Linked DNA regions of Homo sapiens: region 1 is linked to region 2. Evidence: chromatin contacts called from ENCODE Hi-C or POLR2A ChIA-PET data. All regions are on one chromosome and are shown on one strand. The core of a region is the stretch at or near the end of the contact, and the rest is flanking DNA. Distances in the headings are between cores, read along the strand shown.

The links. Hi-C counts contacts between places; a loop is a spot of excess contacts on that map. ChIA-PET counts read pairs that join two places held with the same protein, here RNA polymerase II (POLR2A). Pooled maps may share reads with other maps.
Region 1: a loop to region 2 is called in a pooled map, with 2.4 times the contacts of the local background. The contact joins two enhancer-like sites. A Hi-C loop is called at or near these places in 3 of 50 pooled maps. POLR2A ChIA-PET finds 5 or more read pairs at or near these places in 3 of 52 experiments (BJ, HEK293 and activated T-cell).

Annotation. Positions count from the first base shown.
Region 1 is chr13:33,109,344-33,112,440 of GRCh38, forward strand. STARD13 (StAR related lipid transfer domain containing 13) reads right to left here. Exons shown (of 14, transcript NM_178006.4): 10 at 2,435-2,549; 11 at 1,343-1,564; 12 at 530-747. Among named protein-coding and RNA genes, the nearest start is that of KL, 94 kb to the left of the region's middle. RefSeq lists enhancers at 237-296, 397-486. Within about 2 kb of position 1,633, at least 19 of the 41 ENCODE cell types and tissues checked have a DNase peak (open chromatin) inside an H3K27ac peak, as active enhancers do.
Region 2 is chr13:32,968,369-32,971,339 of GRCh38, forward strand. No RefSeq gene overlaps it. Among named protein-coding and RNA genes, the nearest start is that of KL, 47 kb to the right of the region's middle. Within about 2 kb of position 1,506, at least 6 of the 41 ENCODE cell types and tissues checked have a DNase peak (open chromatin) inside an H3K27ac peak, as active enhancers do.

The DNA.
Region 1 (3,097 bases), core at 383-2,882, 140 kb after region 2:
CTTGGCAGACACAGAATCAACAAGATTTTCTGGACCTCCAGGGCAGTGCCAAGGTTTCTGAGCATAGTAATAGCTATGAGCATCTGAAGTTATACAGATGAGTTCTGAAGTCAAACCTACTCCAGTCTTGAGAGTTACACACACTTTCCCAGGGGAGAAAAACAAAATCAGAAGAAAAGCCAGTCAGATCCATTTGCATAATTTGGCAGAAAGTGCAACCGGACAAACAGCAGCTTTTCTGGGCCGTCTGCTCTGAGGAAATGAATAATATTTATGGCCTAATAAACTGTGTGCTCCACAAGGAGAGGGGCAATCAGAGAGCCCAGGCAGAGCTGTAGGCTGGGTGAAAAGACACAGGAAGTCGGGCATCGACACAGAAAACTCAGATGTCACTGAGGGAAACAAGAGCCGGCTTAGTGTTCCCCGTGGAGGCTGGACTTTGGTGGGAGACACCAGGAGAAGTGCTCACATCTACAGTTCGCGTCCTGCCTTTGGAACAGAACATCATAAACCCTAGAGTCAGGCTCACCTGAGAACCACAAAGTCTCTGGAAGGATGGGGAGCCATGCTGTTCAGCACATACTGGTAGATCTCTGTTTGCCTGTCTAGAGTTTCCACAACCTTCCACTGCACAAAGTCCTCGTCCCACAGGTGGCGCTCTCTCAGCACGCGGTTCAGGACCACTGAGGGGGGTGCTTCCACCTCCACAGAAGCCTTCCACAGCTTCAGCGGGTTCCCGTCGCCCACCTTGGGAAAGACAACGTCAGAAGCTGAAGAGGTTGTCTGGGATATGGGTCCAACATTTTTTGTTTGGGCTTTTAGTTTTGCTATCATACCTTGCTGGGTGTTCAAAAACCATCACTGATTATGTAAATTGAGAGTGATACTACATACCTCAGCTGTAACATTTTAGTCCTTAAGCTTAAAAGAATAATAATGATGATAAAAATAATAATCACCAACACACCTAGTGGTTACTGTGTGCCAGGAACTATTCTAAGCCATTTGGTTTGTAAATTAGCCTTCCTCCGACAGTGGTACTCTTACAATGTCCATTTTGCAAATGGGAAAACTGAGGCACAGAGAGGTGTGTGACTTGCCCAACATCACACAGCTACGGGGGAGAGACAGGACCGGGATCCAGCTGTCCGGCTCCATAGTTTACTCTCTGATTATAGGCAACAGATCTCTGGACTGAGTTCTTTGAATGGTTCATGTGCCTTAACTGTCCGCGTGTGTGCCAAGCCCTGTGGACACAGCAGCTGTTTTCAATGCAAAAACAAATGTCTGATTGTTAGCTGTGGCTTTCTGGGGGTGATCTTTTTCCATCCTCTGAGATTACCTTTTTGAAAGCAAGATCTGTATTGTCCGTGCTGGAGCACGTGACCCATCCTTTGAACTTCTCCTTGGCTTCTTTCTGGAGGCCCTGGATGAGATGGTTCAGGTAAGTGTGGAAAGTTGCCCCACTCTCCTCCAGCTGTGTCCCCAATTCTTCCAGGGTTGGCACGTGGATCTCAGCCTCCACATACGAGTTACGAGACTGGGCCACCAACTCGTGTGGAACCTAGACCAACGGATGCATGAAAGGGCAACACACTGAGCCAAAGAAACGCCGAGACTCAAAGAAAGCAAAGCCATTTCACCCACAACCCGGCTCTGAGCCACGGGCCGAGGGCCACACGGCCAGAGATGTTTTTCTAAGATCATTGCCAAGGCCGGGAGGGGCCTTCCTAAAGTCAGGAAATACAAACATGTTTCTGAGGCTGTATTTATTATTCAAAACATTGCAATGACTTCCCCTTTATTATTTTCACTTCCCTTTTATTTTACCTTTACTGTCTTTTTATTCAGTTTGGCAAAATATGGGCTCAGACAACTTTACCCACTATGAATAAGACTTAAAACAGACAGACTTGTGAAGGGAAACATCAAACATGACTTGGGAATAGCTTTACTTTTTTAGCACACTTTTCCCATTGACAAATGCCAATTCTATCACAAAAGTATGCCACAAGTCTGGTTCACTTACTTCTTTTACATATCTGTGGCTGTATTCATAAGCTGTCATTGGTTCTTAGCAACAAAGATTCCTCAGTATCATACACACACTCACACAGATGTTTAACCTAATCAAGCTCCAAGGTAAAATCAAATAGAACATAATTGGCTGACTGGCCTTGAACCTGATAATGGCAGGTGATGCACTGTTTGCATAAAAACCATCAGTATGGTAATCCCAAGTGTCTTTATCAAAGCCTCAATTGTATAGCTAGCTCCTCAGCTTTCTTGGAAGCAAACACCAGAGCTATAACATATACTATTGTCATAAAATCAGGAACAAACAGATAGAAACCATAAATGTAGCAACAATCCCAAGCGTCTTATCTAGTTCCAAGAGCTACTAGGGAGGCGGAGGTTCGAGCCTTTTGCTCACCTCAAAAAGTCTGTCGCATTCCATGATCATGTGCGCTAGCCCCTGAGCTGCTGCCAGATTCTCGTTGAGGTCCTTTTGATCTGGCTTCCCAGTGGCATATTTCTTCTGTATGACTCTGTAATTGAACGTGAGTGTGCTAAGCAGATCCCACACCAACGAGCTTGTCACAATACCAAACTCATCCCTTTTGTTTTCTGTTTATACCCAGATGCTATCCAGATCCCAGGCTTTTGCGTTTCCAAATAAAAACAATGATCACATATCTTAGATATCTGAATCAGGCTAACAGTCTGACAGTTCACAAGGAAAAATCTTGGAAAACTAAAGGGCAGGAAGAACAGCAGGGGACAAAATTAATCTGTTTTTCCAAAGTTTGAAACCCCTTAACTGCAAGCTCCTGTGCTTTGGTCTTAAATATAGCCTTTTAAAAATTGTAAAATACTACTTTGTGTATGTTTTCCTCCTCACTCACACAGACAACATAAAACTCAAGCTTTCTGGATCACAGCTGGCATTCTTCAATGCTAGCTCAATAATTCTATGAATCTGAGCCCCGTGAATTAGGGTGTCTCACAAGATTTTCTGATTATGAAAAGAGTGTTGACAAATCCTGAAGTTGAAATGTAGCATGAGACACATTTTATCTATCTATAATCTATTATC
Region 2 (2,971 bases), core at 256-2,755:
TAAATTGGATGCTCCACAAGCATTTGATGGAATTGAAATGAAATGAAATAATTATGCTAAAAAGAAATGGGTGTTCAATGTGTGAAGCAGGACTGAATAATGGTTAAGAACTTAGGCTTTCCAGTAAGACCAGTGCAGTCTCCAGAATTTCCACACTGGATGGGTTTAGGAGGGGCTGTCTATGTGGGAGGGAGAACAAAGGCATTTATCTTAAAGCTTCATTTGCATAGAAATCCTTTGTTTTGACTAAATCGAACAGCCTCCTGAAAGTAATTCTTAACACTACCTTTGCTACAGATGGTTAAGGATTAAAATAACTTCTCCAACTTAAGTTTCCACATATGCAAAATAGATAATAATACAGTAATAATTCTGACCCCAGTAGGGTGTTGAGAGGATCACTGGGATAGTGTGTGTTAAGTATTCTTTGGCCTGCCACACTAAGTATTCAATAAAAAACTATTGTTATTATTACTATGATATTTTAAGTTGGTTATATTCATAACATGTTAGAATGTTAGAAGGGAGCTCAGAAACAGCAAAAATACAGGCTTTGGAGTCCACGGACCTAAGTGGGAATCCTGTCTCCACCCTTTCCTAGCAGGGTGACCCTGGGTACACTGCTCATCCAATAAGACCTTGGTACGTGAGAACCACTTGGACTTGCTAAAATCATATTCCAGGGCCCCACCCTAGATATTCTGATTGAGTTGTTTTATGGTGAGGCCCAGAGAACTGCATTTTACAAGTTTTCCAGGTGATTTGGATTCATGAACTCTACGAACCATAGTTTGTGAAATGTTGACTTAGTCTAAGTCTCAGAGGTTTTTTGTTTTTTGTTTTCTCCCATAAAATGGAGCAGGAATACCTGCTTCATGGTTTTGGATGGAAAATATCTGGCCCCAAATCTGGCTTATTGCAGGGAATCTGGCTTACTGTGCTTAGAAGCTTTGGCTATCTTCCTTCTAGATATGGTCTCTTTAACTATTTCATCCAACCATGTGCAGCCAGTGTCACAGAAGAGACCAAACTCTGTGTTAGAAGCTGATGGAATTCAGGTAGCGAATCAAAGACCACCAAACATTAAAGAGTAAAAAGTGTCTGCGAAACACATCAGATGTATTTTGCAGAATATACCTCTGTAATAGAATGGGTTCCCCCTTCCCCTTGCAAATCAGCCATGTATGGAAATAAAAAAATTCCACTCTGATGAGCACATTTCCCTGCTTTCAAATGCCAGAAACCATGTGAACAGTGAGCAAGGAAGGCCCGCACCATCACCATCAGCAGACAACGGTTTCATAACGAATTCTACAAATTTGACTCCTTGCCTGCCTCTAATTCTTTAATGGAATACTAGGAGAAAATTAACAGAGTCTGATGACCTCAGAGGACTTTTGAGGGGAAAGCTAAGTCCATGCTGGACTGAGTCAGCTACATAGAAAATGAAACTTCAGTTTGCCCACAGCCTGCCGCTTTCAAGGTTCTTGTTTGCTACGCGTGTGCTCGATCCACCCATCCCTCTTAGCTGATGTTTGCTGCTGCTGTTGCTGCAGAATGGGAACTTTGAAGCCCTGCTTCCTATAATAAGCTAGATGAGCTCATTTGTTAATGTTTTTCCTTCCTGTTATACTTTTCAGTATGTTAGGCTGCTATTTAACATTGAATTGTCACAATCTGTGGCATTATATAATGATATAATTTCTTTGCTGTATAATTGGTAAAGAACTTTGTGATGATTCTGATGGGAGGGAGATAAAAACTATCAAGAAACATAAGGCTGTGAGTATATAAATGCAAAAATAGCCAATTCCATCAACTGTCCCCAGAATGAGTCGGGCAAAAAACATTAAGCTTCCTTTTTGGCTTTTTTTCTTCTGTGCAAGGAAAATATTTTAAACTGAGTTTTTTCCCTTTTCATCCATTGTTTGTGGACACAGGATATAGAGCAGCAGGGGAGAAGACAAAAAATCTGCTGAAAGCTGGTTCTGTTTAACAGATTAGGTTCAAATTTGTTTTTAAGAAGAACGGATTTGTGATGTTTTATTCAGGCACAGCAATGGCAATATAATCAGAGTTGAAATCTGCCTTAAAGAAAGAATTTTTGTAATTATAAACTCCCAAATAAAGATTTGAAACAGAATCTGATTTGCCTATCTATGGGTAGCTTTTCTTAGTTTTAATTTATCCAAACACTCACTCATTCATTCAACAAACACTGGCTGCTGCCCTCTGTGCGAGACACTGGGAAAAGAGAGGTAAAATAATTTGTGCCCTCCGAAAGGAGTGCTCCGATACTCCTCTTAGTAGCTCCCATGGAATCCCCAGTGTACCCTATCACAGCATGTTTTCTATTTGATTGAAACTACTTATTCAACAAACATTTGTTTAATACTTTTTTTTATTTCAGTAGCTTTAGGGGTACAAGTGGTTTTTAATTACATGGATGAACTGTATAGTAGTGAAAGTCTGAAAGTTTAGTGTACCCATCACAGGAGTAGTGTATATTGTACCCGATATGTAGCTTTTTATCCCTCCCTGCTCTGAGTCTCCAATGTCCACTATACTAACCTGTATGCCTTTGCATACCCAGAGCTTGGCTCCCACTTATAAGTGAGAACATACAGTGTTCCAACAATTATTTGTCAAGTATTTCCTCTGTGTGAAGCACAGGGCTACATGGTTCCCGCCTACCCCGTAGGGCTGTTGTGGGGATTAAGGAATAAGGATCAAACTACTTGACACCACACCTGGGCCTAGAAGGTATTTAACAGGTGTCTGATGAATGACTTCATGGCCAGTAGGAAACCGTTGCTAGGAAAAGATTGCTAGTGACCCTGTGATTGTGAACTTCAGTAGGATGAGGTGGTGGAGAAGGACAAAAGCTTCCAGCATCTTCTGGCGGCAGTAATTCTTCACCTTTCCTGCAGTCACACTTTTTGAACTTCTGGTCTACCTACTTCTGCTTAGG